Regions from separate parts of the Homo sapiens genome. Here region 2 is linked to region 1. Evidence: chromatin loops called from intact Hi-C (ENCODE). Cell type or tissue: Caco-2. All regions are shown on one strand. Each heading gives the region's core, and the rest is flanking DNA. Links, peaks and the distances in the headings are about the cores only. Region 1 overlaps LOC107987166 (a long non-coding RNA gene). Region 2 has its middle 200 kb from the start of LINC02151.

Region 1 (9,930 bases), core at 1,230-9,229:
TCTTTCCATACCTCGTGATCCCTCAGAATGACCTCTTCCAGGTTGAGGCACCCCCACACCCAGCTCCTCCATTCCGGTCCCCACCAGCCTCATACTGCAGCTAAAAGGAAACAGCTACCAAGTGAAATGAAAGGTTGGAAAGCACTAACCTGAAGTTCCTGAATATCCATTTTGGATATATTTCATTAGTATCTTCATCATCATCAACAAACATTTAGTGAGCACCTTCTGTATACCAGGTGCTGTGCTAGATAATAAGGGTACAAAGAACTGGATACCTTCCCTGTCCTGGAGGAACTCATAGTTTAGTGGGCAGGAGGAGTGGTTGAGGAAGTGGTCTGGGTTCTGTAAGAGCTTGTGCAAAGCTCAGAACTGTGGACACACTGGGCACATCTAGTGAGGCCACGACATGGGGCCCAGGAGAGAAAGAGGTGGCAGATGAGAATGGAAAGGCAGGTGGGTGAGAACCTGACTTGGGACCATAACAATGGGGACAAACAGAAGAGTTCAGAAGTTAAAGATGCCTCAGTGATGGGCCTGACAGGACGCTGATCACTTAGTGATGAGAATGAACGGAAAAATGCTCACCTGGAGGTACTAGAGAATCTGGATGTTTCAGCCAATTGGCTGCCCAAGCAGACCCCGCCCCTGGCTCCAGTGTAACTGCTGAGATATTTCATTGATCCCCAAAGCCAATTGATCCCTCAGGAGTAGACTAAGAAACAAAGAAGGGATTGTCTGTGTCCCAACTCCCTTGACAGACAAAAGCTTCTGCTTTTCTGCTTCTCTCCTTACCTGTCGAAATTCAAAAATCTGATCAACCCTCTTGGCCCCTCAAACCAAATAACTCCGTCTTTGGCTAAATAGAGAAGAGGAGATCGAGGATTTGAAGAGACACTTATTTATCTCTTTACCAGACAGTCTAATGAATAATTTCATGTTTGCAAAAGCTCATTTTGAAATTTGAAGACAAGAGATATATTGCCAAGGCGGCTCTAATACTGCGACATTAATTTTGCACTGAAAGATTTACTCAAAAATTAGATTTTACAATTTTAATGCCTCCATTCTTTTCTTTAAATAAGCTGTGAAATACAGTTAATTAGACTTAAACCCTGGAAGCTTAGACGTTTGAGCTTTGGTGTAAGCTACAAAAGAAAGCAAGCTTTTTCACTTGCAAATTAAATCTAAATTCATTACACGCCTAAACCTATACCACTTGCAGAAATCCTACTGGGCTGAGGAAGGGTCTTCTTGAGGCTCCAGATGTCTCCCTACAGAATCCTGGCTGCAGAGAAGGATTGGGGAAATGAAAGGAGAGACAGACTGGGAGTGGAAAAGACAGAAAGCATCTGACAAGTTGTCTTGGACAACGTTGGCATATTCTTTGGAGCATTAGCCCTGAGAATTGCCCCTTGGAGGAAGAAAAGGTTCCATGCACACAAAAAAACAAAACCAGGAGATAACTGCATATCATGCTCCCATCCTGGAAAGTCACAGGTTCAAAGAAGTAAAACAAACAAGCAAATCAACAACAACAACAAAAACAAAAACTGTTTAACTTTGTCTCACCCAGAATTTTCCAAACACATTTGAGAGCAAAGCCCTTTTTCTCAAAACACCTTATGTCTGGGTCTGTCTACTGCTCTCTGGAACACAGTCTGCTCTCGGCTCTGACAGCTCCACAAAGACAACTTTCTCCTACCTAGACATGGCCTCAAAGACCGAGCTCAAACCTGTTCTCTTCCATGTTGATCTCTTCAGTGTGAGCTGTGGAACAATCTCATGCACAGCCATCTAAGAAATACAAAATTGGAATCACAGCAGGTTGAGGAATTGGGGGGCCCAGGGTAGATACAGTATGGGTATTCACCTAAGTGATGCTGCCTGCTTAACACTGCTCAACACATTCATCAGAGAAACAACCAGTTCAAAGATGTAAGGAAATGCAGGCACCTTTTAGCCCAACAGTCTACATAATGCTAAAATCTTTCCACAAAGCCCGTGATGGGCTCATCCAGTGCCTGAACATTTATGACAGGGAACTTGCTGCTCCCTGGATATCCCTCTTGTCTCTAGACAGTTCTGACCCCATATGTAGATATAAGGCTGCCTCTTTAGAAAACCCCCCACTAGCCTGGAGTACAGCTTGTCCAGGACCTTGCCAGGTGGGCTCCAAATAGGCTGGCCATGGGACCCCATTCCCAGTCACCCCTAGGACTTCCCCATCTATGCCTACGTTTCTGAATCAAAGCAACCCTCTTCCCAGCTATTAGCTATTGCCACATTCCATGGCCAAACCCCTTTCCTTAGGCCACTGTTTTCTAAACTTTCTTGGGACCACGGATGCCACTGAGTTTTCTAATGAAATTGATGGGTCTCCCCAGAATTGTCCAATATTAGAAGCTTCACAAACACCTTGAAGTTTATTTCATTCTTGCCTGTGTGGCATCCTAGTGGAGGTATCTTGACCTGATTGCTGGCGTTGACTAAAGCTAACCAACTCCAATAGACTTTCAAGAGTTTTCCAACTATCTGCTTGCAGACCTTCCTCTTGTGTCCTTTGCTATTCAGGACACCCTGTCTGCAAACTGCCTAGTATTCTATTCAAGATATAATTCACCTTTGAAAAGTAATAATAAAAATGATAATAATAATAATTCCACCTTACTTTTGCAGTTTACAGAGTGCTGTCATGAACTTTACTTAATTTGACCCTCACTGGGCCCGTCATAGAAGTTATCCTTTGCTTTTTTTTGCGGGGGTGGGGTGGCGGGGAGAGTTTCACTCTTGTTCCCCAAGCTGGAGTGCAACAGCACGATCTCAGCTCACTCACTGCAACCTCCACTTCCCGGATTCAAGCAATTCTCCTGCCTCAGTCTCCTGAGTGGCTGGGATTACAGGTGCACACCACTACGCCTGGCTAATTTTTTGTATTTTTAGTAGAAATGAGGTTTCACCATGTTAGCCGGGCTGGTCTCGAACTCCTGACCTCAGGTGATCCGCCTGCTTCGGCCTCCCAAAGTGCTGAGATTACAGGTGTGAGCCACCGTGCCCAGCCTATCCTTTGCTTTTAACAAAGAAAAAAACAGCCTCAGAAAGGTTAGGTGACTTGCCCAGTACTAGAGCCAGAAGACAGGCTTCCTGTGTTCTCGTTCAGTATTCTTCTACAGTATCACGCTGCCTCCAAACTAGAAATCGCAAATTCTACATTTTCACATAGTACCCATGGTCCTTGGTGGCCAGAGGGTGACAGAAGGGAGAGGAGGGTATGTATTCTTTACATAGCAAGTGAAAGGATCAACAGATTATTTTGTATATGACAGGATTAAGAACAATACTTGGGATTTCAAAGCGCCAGGGTTCACTACTGACTCCGCTACTTGCCAGCTATGTAACTTTGAACAAGGTACTTCACCTTTGGAATTAATAGCAGAGCTGAAGTACTCGAGCTACAGAGAGGGCTAAATGAGATAACACACATAAAGTGCTTGGCACATGGTACACACTCACCAGATGTTAGCCCAAAAAGGAATGTGGGCCAGGGAAGCCACAAAAAAAAAAAAAAAAAAAAAAAAAAAAAAGTCTTCCTAAATTGGGCTCAGGGAGTGGCTGTAGGTGTTCGTATGCAAAAACAGGATGAGGCCTCTGAAAAGGTGTCCAGGCAGGAAATTGTAAAGTACATTAAGTTGGGGGAAGGTTATAAATAAGCTACAGTCTTGAACAGCAAATGTTGCATGGGTGGAGGGAGCAGAGAGTGGAAAATTGAGTCAACTAGGGCTTTGGAGTCTGGGCTTTTCTCTGAGGCCATGGGAAGTCATTGAAGGATTTTGAAATGGAGAGGGATACAGAGTGATGGTCAACTGGCTGATAACTGGAAGCAGGGACAGGCTAAAGCAGGGGACCCCAACCCCTGGGGGACCAGTATCAGTCTATGGTCTGTTAGGAACCAAGCCACACAACAGGAGGTGAGCGGCGGGTGAGCAAACAAAGCTTCATCTGTATTTACAGCCACTCCCCATTGCTTGCATTACCACCTGAGCTCCTCCTCCTGTGAGATCAGTGGCGGCATTACATGCTCATAGGAGTGCAAACGCTATTGTGAACTGCACATGTGAGGGATCTGGGTTGTGAGCTCCTTATGAGAATCTAATGCCTGATGATCTGTCACTGTCTCCCATCACCCCCAGATGGGACCATCTAGTTGCTGGAAAACAAGCTCAGGGCTCCCACTGATTCTACATTATGGTGAGTTGTATAATTATTTCATTATGTATTGCAATATAATAATAAGAGAAATAAAGTGCACAATAAATGTAATGCACTCTGGTGCGTGGGAAAAACTGTCTTCCACTGGCCATGGTCTGTAGAAAAACTGTCTTCCACGAGACCAGTCCCTGGTGCCAAAAAGTTGGGGACCACTGGACTGAAGAGTAGATACAACTTTGGAGGTTATTGCAGTGACCTGGGTGATAGAGATGGAAAGTAATCTCTTACCTCTTTCTTGGCTCTAGCAAGGTGCCTCTGCCTTCTGCCCAATCTCCAGGTCCCTCTCCCATCCTCACCCTGAGTGCCCCAGGTAGAATCCCTGGGTCTCTGTGGTGAACCCTATTCCAAGATTCCCATTTTGATGGGCTGGCTTGCAACACAGTTTGAATCTCTGGTTGAGATCATTCTTAAGTGTTGCCTTTCTGGGGACTGGAGCCTGAACTTGGGACCCACCCACCCCTGATCCAACACACCATGTTGAAAATAGCAGTATGACAGCAGCAAAGCCTTCAGGGAGCTTGCAGCCCAGTACAGAGAGCAAGCCATGTGCAAGAATGACTATAACATAAGGCCAAGCATGAGTCACAGAGCTTTTTAGAATAGCTCTAGCTAAACAGCTATGGTTGTTCTAAAAAGAACGGATCAGGGAAGCCTTCGTGGGTCTCCATTTATTTGGGCCACCTGACTATTTCCATCAGAGCTACATGCCACCTATCACAAAGGCACGGCCACAGTGGAAAATGGCCAAAATCCCTCCTCACTTGGCCCGACAGGCCCTGCTCTCACCTCTCTGCATGTTCCAGATACCTGCTTTTAGCTCTTCTTGACTGAGACTGTGGCTGCTACCCCAGCCAGCCACGGAGGCATAGCTCTCCCTCTTAGATCTGCAAATATGCCCAAAATGGGATTGAAGAGGGGTGAAGAAAACAAACTTTGCAAGGAAAACAAGAGAAAAATACCAAGAATTATAAAAAGAAATATGTTTGCAGAGTGATTGTTTCTGGTTGCAAACTGAGCACTTAGCAAAATATTGACTTGCTGGGCACAGCCTTTGAGGGCCCCAGGCGGTGGTCTCTTGCCATTTCAAGATTTTCTTTGCTGAATACTTAAGAGATATTTGAATTTCTCTCCAAGCAGATAAAGGCTGGCCCTCTCCCAGGTGCCATGGGATCCTCAGTGCCTTCTTGAATCTGTCTGGTCTCCCATTTGGGTCCCTAGTTACCTCCATTAGACTGAAGCTGCTGCTCTGACACTGCCAGCTCTGTCCAGCAGGGCACATTTTGCCTGGGACGCTGCCCTCTGCTTGTGCCCCTGCCTGTGCCTCCTGTGTTAACCCAGCAGAGGCTTTCCTTCTTCCAACTCAAGACCCTCCTGACTTGAACCTGGAATAGTCCTCTCACCTGCCTGCCTCCCTGGCTATGCATGCTTGGTTTGCTGACCACTAAATGTCAGTTAAAACTTATTCTCTTCTCAGATAAACTTGCTCTGCACCCCTTGTGCATCCACATCTCACTCATCTACTTCCAGGCAGTCTTGAGAGCTGACACCCTCTTTCCCTGGCTGGGTCACACTGTTTCCTTCCCAGGATCAGAAATAGACACGACCTCCATTTTTACCTGTAAATCCCATTCTTCCTTTTACACTCACCCTCTGGTCTCCTGGATGGAGAGTGGAGTCATCCTGTTTACAGCAACAAGTTGGCAATTGCAGCAATGCCCTAAGCATCCTCCGTGCCTCAGGCCTCCCAGGCCCTCATCTGTATTCCACAGTTCAGCAGGGAAAGAGCTTTCCATAGTGCATGTCTTGTGCAACTTCCCCAGCCTCACATTCCTGGCCTCCCATTGTTCTCACAGAATACCTATGTCTGATTCACAGTCAACAGCACCCTGTGTGAGGCATTCCCCACCTGCCTTCCCAGTCTCAATCCTGGGCACTCCCCGTCATTCACCTTCCCTCCAGCCATTCTAGTTAGAGGGTCCCAAATGCACCCTGCTTTTCACCGGCCCTTCTGCTTCCTGCCTGCCCTACTCCATACACTGAAGGAATGTTTACTCAACCTCCACCAGGAAACCCTCTTTGACCTCCCTCAACAGAGACAGCCACATCATTCTCTGTGGATCCCACAGTGCTGTATTTGGACCTGTGTTACAAGATAATATTATTTCTGTAATTATGGATGTTCTGTCTCCCCAAGACATCAAACTGTGGCCAAAAGCCCAGACTCAGAGTCCAACAGAGCAAAGATCAAATTCCAGCTCCATCGTTTTCTAGCTGGGTGCCCTTCAGCAAGAGCAGACCTTAGTCTCAGCTTTCTCCTGTGTAAAACGGTAATAAAGATAATGAGACCTACCTTATAAGGTTATTGTAAGGATTAAATAAGTTAATGCGTATAAATCACATTGCCTGATACAAGGTAAGCTGCTATTCAATATTGGCTCATTCTATTTTAGAAACTGGAACCCGGCCGGGCGCAGTGGCTCATGCCTATAATCCCAGCACTTTGGGAGGCCAAGGCACGTGGATCATCTGAGGTCAGGAGTTTGAGACCAGCCTGACCAACATGGTGAAACCCCGTCTCTACTAAAAATACAAAAATTAGCCTGGCCTGGTGGTACACACCTGTAATCCCAGCTACTCAGGAGGCTGAGGCAGGAGAATCACTTGAACCCAGGAGGCGGAGGTTGCAGTGAGCCAAGATCATACCATTGCACTCCAGCCTGTGCAACCAGAGTGAAACTCCATCTCAAAAAGAAAAAAAAAAAAAAAAACAGAAAAGAAACTGGAACCCTAAGTTCTTACCACATAGGAACAATAACTAAATTTATTTAGTATTTGCTAGCTTTACTTGTATCAACCCATTTAATGTTCATAACAACTGCATGAAAATGTTGTTTTGTTATCTGTATTTTGCAGATGAGAAAATAGAGGCAAAGAGGCTAAAAAACTTGCCTAAGTTAATGCAACCAGTGAGCAGCAGATCCAAACCTAAGAAGTCTTGTTCCAGAGCCTTCTACTCTAACAACCATACCCCACTGCCTCTTTACATATTCACTAAACATTTATTATAAAACATGAACCAATCAACCCATTCAACTTTGTATCCTTAGTGCCTAGCATGGACCCAACACATAATGAGTTCTCAGAAACGGTTGTTGGTTAATGAGGAGCAGCAATTCCAAGTGCAAGGAATCAGGCTCTCCCTGTTATCAGTTCTCCTCACTTCTCCGTGTGTTCCCATGATTTTGACTCAGGGAACCCCAGCAGGAGTGGGCTTCCATCATCCTAGCACTTTGATCTTCACGATAAACAAGTGCAGTAAAGAGAGCAGGTTTCCTGTTCACTAAAGAAGGGGAGGAAGGCCCCTCTGCGGCCCAGGCAGCCATAGCTCTGCTCCAACCCACATGACCCCTGGCATCTGCAATGATTTGCAGAGAGAGAAAAGGGAAAGAGAGTGAGCCCCAGACAGGGAGAGATAGAGAGAGCATTTGACTCATTAGCTTCATATTAAATTCTGACGTTTGAACCTGACGGAATCCGAGTAGGGCTGGAGTAATGAATTAATCCCAGGGAAGAAGACAGGTCTACAGCTCCTCAGCTATTAGCAGCCCACTGTGCAGGGGAGCCCTGCTGAGCTGACATGTGTCACAGAGTTTGTTCCCCACCACCCGGCTCCTTGTGGAACCTCCCTGGTCTGGCCCAGTCAACCTCAGGAAGATTAGCACATGATAGGGATTCAACATGTGTTTGCCCATTGAGGCACGAATTGAGGAGTAGGTCACTCCCCCTGCAGTTTGATGGGATGAGACCAAGCCTCCTGTGAGTGACTGCCCCAGCTAGCAGTCTCCACATCTCCTAGGGGTCATTTGGTCTAGACCCTCACCTTCGGACCCCTTTCCAGGGTCACAGATTGGAGTATCTCCTAGCAATGGATCATAAAGGAAAATGATGACCACAGTGGTTATCAGCTTCCCCAGATTTGTATTCATTCATTCATTCATTCATTCATTGTCTGTCTGACACACACACACACACACACACACACACACACACACACACACACTCCCCAAATCTATCACTCTCCCCTTCAGTCTTCCTGGCTACCCGCATTTTTATTGATGGCAGTTCAGGGGCAGTCACAGGATGATGCTGGCACAAATCCTCAAAAGAGAAAGACAAGAGAGAGGGAGCCACAGAAAGGCATCTCCACATCCCCCCAGCTCTCTTCTCCAGGCTGGGCTGTCTCTAACCCCAGGCCACAGAATTCATCGCTCACTCTGATTCAGTGGGACAGTTATTTTATATTATTAAAATAAGAGATTATCATCACCACCAATCTCCATCTCCTTTCCAATCTCATCTGAAAAGCAGGCATTGCCTCCTGCTCCCGGACCCCTAATTCTCTCTGCCTCGGCTGTTAAATCATTTAACCTGGTAAAGTGTCGGGAGATGCATTTTACATGAGAGACACGAGGCGGGATAAATCTGGGCTGACTGCAGGGTCGGGAAAGAAATATCTGAGGTGCGGCCAAGAGTCAAAGAAAGCTTGGATGGCAAGCAAAGTCCGGAAGGGTGGGACTTCCCTCCTCTGCCCTCCTGCTTAGGGAACTAGAGAGCCAAGCCTGGTCCTTGTTTACAGAGTGGCAACTGAAACCAAAAACAGACAACGGCAAGAGTGGACCAGCAGACATCATGCAATCAATTGAGCCTTCTCCTGGACTTCTAAGATGGGACATTACCATGCATAGCCTTACCAGGCAATGGGACTCAGATTAGATCCAAGATGCAGCATTCAACTTGATCCACTCAAAGCTGGGCTGCAGAGCTTGGCACAGATGGAATTGTCTCAGAATGTCTAGGCTGTAGACCTCCAAGCATGAGTCTCTCAATTTATAGACAAGGAAACCAAAGCCCAGAGAGGTGTAGGGACTTAGCTGAGAGTACCTAATACTAGCAAAAAAAACCTGAATTTACCTCCAGATTTGAGCCTCCAGATCCTGGCCCATGGTCCAATGCCTGGTCCAGTGGGTTTAAGATTGATTCTAACCCGGGCCATTTTCTGTACATTTAACACTTTGTGGTTTATAAATGACAACTCTGGTTACTCAGGGGCCTTGGTCAGAATACAAGGAAAGTTCATTTATTCATGAATTTATTTTATCAACTCATATTGAGGTGTCTGCCATGTGCCAGCTCTGGGCTGGGTGCTGAAGACACAAATTTGGCCCACACACAACCTTGCCATCAAGGAGCTCACGGGTAGATAACCACAACAAGGATAAATGGAAGGTGCTATGGGCACCCTGACTGCAAGGCAAAGTAACTACCTGATAAAAACAATGCCAGGTATATGCTCTTGGGATTATAGGTTGAGAATATAATTTTCCCATATGATTTATCCATCAAATGGAGATTTTGCAAGCCACTGTGTGAGAGTTCCACAAATGCTTAATTGCCCCAGAATTCAAGGTTGCTAATTTCTCACTTGACCTGAAAAAGAGGAGCAACCCTTCCTGGGACATCTGATATATGGATAGCAGGTCCAAGGGTCCTGCCCCAATTAGGAGGTCATGCCTCTCGATTCAGCCTCTTACACTTAGAATGTACCAAGCACTTAAAACAGGGTGGGGGTGTACGGTTGCCAGATTTTGCAAATAAAAATAC
Region 2 (9,930 bases), core at 757-8,756, 63 kb before region 1:
TATTCCACTCAGGTAGCAAGCATAGTACCCAACAAGTAGTTTCTTTGACCCATGACCCCCTCTTTCCCCTCCATACTCTAGTAGTCCACAGTGTCTTCTGTTCCCATGCTTATGTCCATGGGTGCTCAATGTTTAGCTCCCACTTATAAGCGAGAAAATGCCATATTTGGTTTTCTGTTCCTGCATTAATTCAGTTAGGATTATGGCCTCCAGCTCAATCCATGTTGCTGCAAAGGACATGATTTCATTCTTTTTTATGGCTGCATAGTAGTCCATAGTGTATATGCACCACGTTTTCTTTATCCAATCCAGCATTCATTGGCACCTAGGTTGATTCCATGTCTTTGCTATTGTAAGTAGTATGGCAATGAGCATATGAGTGATGCTATATTTTCAAAATCATTCTTCAGTTCCTCATTATTCATCCCCAATACTTTATCTTATAAAATTATACTTAAACATAGATTATCTTCTAATAAAAGAAGTTGATTCATGGTTTTACTTACAGAGATTACAGTTGACAAACTATCCTTAAAATATCACATTATAATGTGACTAATACACAGCTTATACTACACAGAACTCCTTGTGTGAGTTCAATAACAGCCAAAATGCATCTAACCTGGTTAAGTAAGACAAATCTACTTATCAAGAACTTAGATGTCACCACAATGTCAAGTTGCTATAAAATTTTCTAAAAGCTTACCTTTCAATTTCTGCATTTATCTCACTGCAGAATGGGGACAGATAGTTCATAAGTCAGCTTCACTCACAAACCATACTTTGAATATTACTGCTCTAGATAACCTACTAAGGAAAATGAGTGCAGCAAATAAGAGAAAAATTCCATGAAGATTGAGAATTCTGTCAGATAGGTGAAGCTTTCAGTACTCTAGTGATCTGGGACAGGCTGAGACATTGTCTCCAAGATAAATGACAAGTTCTTAGATCTAACATCTCCTACCACTAAGAAAAAGGCATACATTTGGGATATAAACTGTACTTGGGAATACTGCTTTGACCTATTAACAGGTGCCTTGGAAGGCTTTCAACAAGAACAGGCTTTGCAGCATATCTAGGCTAAGGGTACAAGCTGTCATGCCACTCAGGCCATGTAAACCAGAGGCAGAGAGAGTTATCCATAGTATGTAAGATTATTTTGTGGAGTCTTTTGTAAGCACCAACTGGAGAGACCCCTGACATGCTACTGGGCCCTAGAGACATGTGTGAAATCAAGAAACTATGTAACCAGAGGTGTCCATTAGGATCTGGGCATTATCAGATCTACCAAGCTATAAGGTTGAGTGGGCACAACAGAAATTCATCATATAATGGACATAGCACATTTTGGATTGAGCCAGAGCAGGTCCAGAAGACACAAGTGAATTACTAGAGGAAAAAAAAAAAAAACATAAACAGTTATTTTTTCTCTACTCACAACACTTATGTCACCAAATGTGTGGGGGTTTTTTTTGTTTGTTTTTTGTTTTTTGTTTTTCACACCAAAAAACAATTCTTCAATTCTCTGGACACTAACTGCGTGTCCTAGAATTCAATTCAGTTCTGATGCTATCTACTTGGAATTGACATCAGATCCCACAGGTTGAGGGCTCAGTTCCACAAGACTGTCCACACTTCAGAATGCCAATCACTAGTCCTGGACCTTCAGTACTTCTGACCCACTTGGCTACAAATCAGGGGTTCCCACAACCTGCTCCTAAGGTTCAATAATTTGCTATAATGCCTCACAGAACTCAGGGAAACACCTTACTCACTGTGACTGGTTTATTCTAAAGAATACTATTAAGGGTACAGATGAAGAATTACATAGGGCAGGGTTAGTGGGAAGGGGTACAGAGCTTTCATGTCCTCTCCAGTTGCACTTGGAAACTCTCCAAGCCCTGTTGTGTAGGGTTTTTATGGAGGTTCCATTATGCAGACATGGATGATTACATCATCGGCCTTTGGTGATTGAACTCAATATCCAGCCTCTCTCCCCTCCCTAGAGGTTTGGGGATGGGGCTGAAAGTTCCAACCCTTTAATCACATGGTTGATTCCTCTAGCAACCAGTCCCCACCCTGAAGCTATCTAGTGGCTTTTAGCCACCATCATTTCATTAACATATACAAAGACAGTCTTATCAGTTCTGAGATTCCAAGGGTCTTAGAAGCTCTGTGCCAGGAAGCTCTGTGACAGGTCTTTGAGGACAGAGACCAAATATATATTTCTAATTATGTCGCAGTATGTTCATAGGTGGGCTAGACTTCCATGTTTCCTACCTCTATTCAAAGATGCCTCTCCCCTAATTCATATTTAATACCTCAAATGACCAACTAAGGAAAAAGAAAGACCTCAGTCTGGTTTGTAAAAAGTACAATAAGTTAATATTAGCCAAAAATTGTAGTTGTATTAAAGCCCTACTCAAGAGTGACTAAAGAAAATTTTCCCAGTGGTAAATATTCCCAGTGGGCAGACAGGGAACATTATGCTTTGTCATTGACCACAGGTGAAGGAAAAGAAACCTGTGCTATGTATATACATGGACTCCTGAGTGGCAAGTGGTTTGGCTGGAAGGAACCTGGAAGGAACACACTTGGAAGGTTAGGAACAAGGAGGTCTGGTGAAGAGATAAGCAAATAAGCCTATAGGAGTAGGCATAAAGCACAAAGACCTTTGTACCTCCTGATACACACCAGAGATCATCTACTACTGAAGAAGTGCTCAATAACCATAGATTTGTCCTATGGAATCAGCCAGCCCATCTCCTCAGCCAACCAGTGTGGATGCAATGATCCCATAAACAGAGTAGCAGCAATGATCAAAGGGATGGAAGCTACACATGGACCCCAAAGCCTGGGTTCTCTCTCATCATGATTGATTGAGCTATTTCCACTGATGACTGCCTGACATGCAACATTAGAGACCTGCCCTGAACTTTGATATGGCACAACTTTTCCAGAAACCAGCCAGCCACTTGGAGACGCTCTGTTACATCAGACCCTTACACCAATTTTTCCTTGCCAGAATTGTCACTCTGGATGATTTTGCCTTCCTTGCCTATAATACCTCCAATACCTCCACTGATGCTACAACCCAAGGGCTTACCAGATGTCTGACCTATAAACATGATATCACATACAATGTTGCTTTGGATCAAAGCTCCCATTTTATGACCCAAAAAAAGGTGAACTGATAGGCTCATGACCAAGACCATGACCATGGGATACACTGATCTAACATGGTACTCTATCACCCCAAAATAGCCAGTCCAGTTGAAGAGTGGACTGACCTGCTAAAGCTCCAACTAAGATGCCAGCAAAGGTCATTACTCTATGGAATGACATCCTCCAAGGTGGATTAGATGTGCTGAAATAACAGCTGATGTATGCTGCTCTAGCCCCAATAGCTACAATTTACAGAAATGGGAATCAAGGGGTACAAGTAGGAATGGTCACTCTTACCATCACTTCCTGTAACCCACATAAGGAATCTGTCCTTCTTAACTCCATGACACTACACTAAACCAGGTTAGAGGCCCGGGTTCCCAGGGGCAGAATACATGTGTCAGGGAACACAGTAAAGATTTTGCTGAACTGAAAGCTGTGACTATCATCTAACTACTTTGGGATATTCATAACAATGGACCAATAGGCCACAAAAATATGGCCATATATATAATGGCCAAGGAAAACTACCATTCGGGCTGGGAAACACACCCTGATTTCGATGAGGATTTGGGGTTACTGCTACACAATAAGAATAGGGAGAAATATGTCTGGTATCTAGAGGTTTGCAGGTATGTCACTTGGTGCTTTCATGCCCAGAGATAACACTAAATATGCATTATAGCAACCACAGCCCAAAAAAGGCTACTAAAGGCTCAGACTCCTCAGGGATGAAAGGCAGGGTGGCCCTACCAAGATGAGTCAGAATGCTCACTGAGGGCAAAGAAATCTAGAGGAAGGTGAGGAATATCAACTACAACTTTGGGACCAGCTGAAGTAACAGACATAGCAGTTTGCTTTACAAACCTCTCATTTTGAGTCTTTTCAGAGATTGTGACTAGCCTCTTCCTTGAAGGGAATTCTGTGCATTGTGGGACTTGTAGCTTCTATAAGGAAAAAAAGAAGGCATCTTCTTTCATAAAAATAAGAGAATGTTCAACATAAGCAAAAGCGTGGAGGCAAAAAACATCAAGCAGTAGCACATTGCTGGACAAACTGTATTTAGGGGTGATGGGATGAATGTGAAATCTTGTCTAAGGGCACGTGGAGAAGGAACATAAGAGACCTCAAATTTAGGGCTTCTTATCCTAAATACCAAACTCTTTCCCCTGCATCTTGGTATTTACTGAGTAAGAGCCACATAGCAAGCCTCTGTTGATGTAAAGATGTATATACTGCGCCATCCTCAAGGATTAATTTAAACTTGTCCTTAAGCATGTATTTGCAAGTAAAGAAGAATAACACAAGGCAGCCAGAGCTAAGTGCCAAGAAAATTAATTATACAGTCAGACAGTGCTAGTAGAGCTCCTGAAGAAGAAATAGTTCCCCAAGGAGGGCCAGATGGGTAGATGCCACCTGCTGAGCTTCAGCCTGTGCTTGGCTTTACCAACTACCACTGTCTTAGAAGCATTTAGAAGCAAAAGTTGAGGGAGAGCTGTTCTTGTAGATGCAGTGACCTTTCATTTGGGCATAACTCTTGTGCCAGCTATGAAGCTAGGAGGATATTTGTGTGCCATATAAATCCTCACCAAAGGGCATCCAGTGCAGATGAGGCTCTTAAGCAGGGAGAACATGTAACATATTCTTTGGATGTCAGTCAGACTCTTTCCCTAGGCACTCCAGTACTTGATCGGTGGGCCTAGGTACAAAGTGCCATGATGGCATAGATAGAGGCTATTCATGGGATCAATAACATGAACTTTCTCTCTCCAAGGCTAACTTGCCTATCCCTATTGCCATACCTAACCTCCCAAAAGCAGAGATCAGCACATAGCCTCCTATATGGCACCATTTACCAGAGGGATCAGCCAGCCACCTGGTAGCAGGTTGACTGCATTGGACTCCCTCCATCATGAAGTGGGCAGAGAGTTAGACATGGGATAGACATGTACTCTGGGTTATAGATTTGCCATCATTTTCTTGTAATGCCTCTGCTAGCACCACTATCCGTGGGATTACAAAATGCCTTATTCACCATCATGGTGTTCCTCACAACATTGATTCTAATCAAGGAATTCATTTCTCAGCAAAAGAAGTGTGGCAACGGGCTCAGGTCCATGGAATTCACTCTTATTATATACCTTATCACCCAGAAACAACTGGCCTAAAATAATGGTGAAATGAGCTACTTAAGTCTCAGCTGTGGTTCTTCCAATTAGGAGATAGCCCTCTGAAATAATGGTGTTCTGCCATACAGCATAGAGTATACACTTTGAATCAGGGACCAATATATGGTGCTATTTTTTTCATGGCTAGAATACATAGATCTTAGAATCAAAGGGTAGAGTGGAAGTGGTTCCTCTCACCATTACACTTAATAACTCACAGAATTTTTGCTTCCTGTCACTGCAACTTTGAGCTCTGCTAGTTTGGAGATCTTGTATCCCGAGGAGAAAAGCTCCCACTAGGAGAAGTAACCGTGATTCCACTGAATTGGAAGTTGAGACTCCTCTCTGGCCATTTTGGGTTCCTGTACCACTGAATCAACAGATAAGAAAAGGGGATTACTCTACTAGTTGGGGTAATTGATTCAAGAGCTGGTTGCAGAAATGTCTATACCTAGAGCTCAGGGAATTCTCTGGGGCAGCCCACACTACTTCCATGCTAATGGAAGTTAAAAGTTAATAGAAATCATAGCAAACAAAAATATACAGGATCTCTAAGGATTCAGACTCTTTAGGAATAAAGGTTTGAGTCATCCCAACAAGTAAGAAATACTGAAATACAGACCAACTGATGTCCTGGCTGAGGATGATGAAAACACAAAACAGGTAGTGGAAAAAGGAAGATTGCACATGCATAGACAGGCAGACACACACACACACACACACACACACACACACACACACACTTTATGACCAGCTATATCAACACAAAGACTGTAGCCATTATACATATTTTCTTCTGTGTGTATGTATTATTTTATTTTCTGTCTTTCTTCCCTTATTATGTTACACCATACACATTGTTGGAGATTAACTTTGCAATTTACTCTTGAAGGAAAAACAATATTCAGGTGATGGAACTGTGACTACCTTTGAGGAGAGGATTAACATAACCTAGTAGTAGATAGTGAGACTGTCTCCCAAAAATGAATCCAATGACTGTTGAACGATTGCAACTCCTCATTTTGAAGGAAAGAATGAGAATATCTTTCTTTGTACAATAGAAGGTTGCACCTTGTCAGATAAAAGAATAAGATGGTTTTTAATGGTTGTAAGAAGTTCAAAGAAAGGACTGTATAAATATTGAGTATCCAAAGGGGTAACCTGTCACACACTTGTCTTTTCAATTTGAACTCATCCTCCTAAATTCTGCTTTATGATGCTGGGGCTTCTACTTGGCTACTGACCCGTATCAATTGAGGCTCTGTCAATCAAGGCTGCTGGAGGAAGACTGAAGAGCTGGAAGATGAGTAGGGAATTTGGTCCTTCCTCTTGGAGTCTTGTTTCTGTCAGACTTATTTGCCCAGCAATGGCAATTTGTTTCATAGCAGGAGTTGAATACAGTTTGAAGTTTTTCCAACACGGACTCTACACGGACTCTCTGTGCCTCCTCAGAGCCATCAGTTGTAGACTTCCTTAGAAGGTTTGAGTCTCAGCTCTATGGGGCCCCTTCTGCAAGCTCAGAGACATTAGCTCCAAACAAGCAGTTCCCCCTTCTCAGAGGTTTAACTCTCAGCTCTGTGTGGCCCCCGGTTCTAGGGATGGTAGCTGCTTCCTGAAGTTGCTAAGTCCCTGAGACCCTTGTGTTCTCTTTTGCCTTTTCAGTTAGTAAGCAATTATTCTTGGCTATTTAAAAGTCTTTTGTGTAAATTCCCTATGTTTAAAATGCTCACGATACCTGGCATAGTTTCTGTCCCCTGATTAGACCCTGGCTAATATGTCTCTTAAAAGGGAACTGTACGATGAGGGAGTGAGACAAAAGCGGAAGCCTTACCTTTGAATCTGGCCTTCACACTTCCTTCTCCACAAGATCTTATCCAACTCTGAGTACAGCACTCCCCATCTCATATGTTATGCTCTAGCAACATTGGAACAGCCTGCAGCTCTGCCTACACCATGTGGTGTCTGCGTCTATGTGACCTACCTCTTCTAGGAATCATGACAGGACCATCTCTTTAGATCAAAGTTGAGTAATAAGGGATGGAGCTGGAGACATAGGTTGGGCCAGGCCTTGAATGGATGACCAAGAGTTTGACTTTCTGCTGCTGAGAGGATAGACTTCCAGAAAGATTTTAAGCTGGAGACTCATATGAAAACAGCAGTACTTCAGGAGCTACATTTGGAAGCCACATTGGAATGTTCTTCCAGCCCAAAATTTCCCTTCCCCATTCTAACATTCCTATTAAGGAAAATATGTCCCCAAAGCTATGCAACTCTTTCTTCCTCTCCTTACCCTGTCAGTGCTACTCTGAGGGCAAAGCTTGTACCTTTTTGCCACCAGAGGAGACACCCTCCATCCCCATCATCATGATCACCACTACCACCGTTGCATTTTGTAAGTTACCAGTAGTGGATGGAAGAAACCTGGCCAAGGAGGTGGAAGATTGAGAAAGGGAAGAGTAGAGGCTGACGTAAGAGGAGGCTAGAAGAGAGAGACTGGTAGGAAAGAAAGAAGTTTATAAGAGGAGAAATGGGAGATGGGCCTTAGTGAGAATAGTGTGCTTTCATTAATAAGTGAATGCATCAATTCAATAACGACAGAGCAAAATGGACAGAGGGCAAACACTGTTCAGACCCTTCTCTTTGTAGCAGAAGGCTATGCTGTCTTCATTTGAGAGCAACTTGACTGGCAACTTGATACTGCAAATCTAATGGGAATGAGAGTGTCTCATAGGACAATCTTTCCATTAATCTACACCACTTCATTACTTAACAGGGGATGGTGAAACTTAAGAAAAGCTAATTATGGAACAGAAGGGAGAGTTTACTTCCTGATCCCTATGATCCCAAACTCTTCATCCATTAAACAAGTATTTCAATGAGTGTGTCTGTGCTAGATGTTGGGCTCATAGTATTAAAAGAGATAGACAGTATGCTTGCCCTCATGAGGTTTATAGTCAGAAATTAAGGTGTGGACATAGGCTAGGCACAGTGGCTAATGCCTGTAATCCCAGCAATTTGGGAGGCTGAGGCATGCAGATCACTTGAGGTCAGGAGTTCAAGACCAGCCTGGCAAACATGGTGAAACCCTGTGTCTAGTAAAAATACAAAAATTAGCTGGGTGTGGTTGCACACACCTGTAATCCCAGGTACTTGGGAGGCTGAGGCAAGAGAATCACTTGAACCCAGGAGGCAGAGGTTGCAGTGAGCCAAGATCACATCATTGAACTCCAGCCTGGGCAACAGAGCAAGACTCCATCTCAAAAAAGTAAAGAAAAGAAAAAAAGATGTGGACATAGCAGAAAGTGTTAAGCGTCCTAAGAGATAAAGCACTATAGGCATGTAAAAAAAATGAGAAATTCCGATTAGCAATAGATGGGGGAGAGAACCAAAAAATGCTTCATGAAAGCATGGCATTTGATCTGGGTCTGGAAATGCAGGTAGAGTTTGAACAAGTCAGAGAGGAAGAGGAAGGGCTATAGGCATAGGAAGGGAAGCACGGACTAAGCAAAGGGATGGGAAATCCTGGGGCATGGATGGAGAATAGTAAGTAGGATTATCTGGACAGAGCCTAATGTGACCAAGAGGGTCTTCTTCTCTCTCTCCACCCCTCACAATAATTTCCCCAGCCTCATCCCTCTAGAGCCAACCCACTCTAGCTTTCCCATCTCTTGCTACTTACACCTCCCCATCCGTGCCCCCAGGGAACCCTCAGTCAGAACAGAGGGATTTATGAGCTGCAACTCTCCCTTCCTGAGATCAATGGCCTAAGATCAATAGCTATAATGCAGAAAATTAATCCATATTCATTAGAATTGAATTCAGCAAATGATATTATTAATATAAAAATTCCTTTGGAAGTATACGGAAAAGAATTAAAGAGAAAATTGTTCTAATGTCACTACTATCTGCCAAGCCACAGATTTAAGAAATTCAGGCAAGGAGAACAGTTTATTTTCAAAGAAAGCTTGAAAAGTCCTTTAGGGGTATAGCTACGTTTGCCATTAAGATGCAGCAGGTGTGGAGATGGAACAGATGCTTTCCTCCCTATGGATTTGGAGGTCTAGGAAGTAGAATTGACTAACCCACTTATGAGTCACCTCCAGTCCTAGAATCCTAGGACTGCCATGCTTCTCCCTAACATCACGAGGAGTCACAGCTGTGTTTGAGGGATATCAACCACAATCACTAACTCAGAAAACAGCCTGGACTCCTGAAGACCAGTCTGTCTCCTGAACCCCACATCCCAAACCATCATGCACTCACAAACTAAGAAGAGATGTCACAGGAACCATTGTTAGAAATCAAAGGGGCCGGGTGTGGTGGCTCACTCCTGCAATCCCCACAGTTTGAAAGGCCGAGACAGGTGGATCACCTGAGGTCAGGAATTCCAGACCAGCCTGGCCAACATGGTGAAACCTCGTCTCTACTAAAAATACAAAAAATTAGCTGGGCTTGGTGGTGCATGCCTGTAATCCAAGCTGCTCGGGAGGCTGAGGCAGGAGAGTCACTTGAACCTGGGAGGCGGAGGTTGCAGTCAGTCAAGATCCCATCACCGCACTCCAGCCTGGGCAACAGAGTGAGACTCTGTCTCAAAAAA

What was found. Peaks named below come from ENCODE experiments on the same cell type or tissue, not always from the same donor. Only the 100,000 strongest peaks of a DNase experiment are listed, where the experiment ranks them.
Region 2: it touches region 1 in a loop (2.7-fold over the local background); 2 of 110 quality-filtered maps call a loop at or near these places.

What each region holds. Positions count from the first base shown.
Region 1 is chr11:116,361,109-116,371,038 of GRCh38, forward strand. All of the region lies in intron 1 of LOC107987166 (a long non-coding RNA gene), which reads right to left. Among named protein-coding and RNA genes, the nearest start is that of LINC02151, 130 kb to the right of the region's middle. RefSeq lists an enhancer at 5,951-6,688. In Caco-2, for the core only: no CTCF peak of the experiment used is centred there; a DNase peak (open chromatin) is centred at 6,103.
Region 2 is chr11:116,298,462-116,308,391 of GRCh38, forward strand. No RefSeq gene overlaps it. Among named protein-coding and RNA genes, the nearest start is that of LINC02151, 200 kb to the right of the region's middle. In Caco-2, for the core only: no CTCF peak of the experiment used is centred there; no DNase peak of the experiment used is centred there.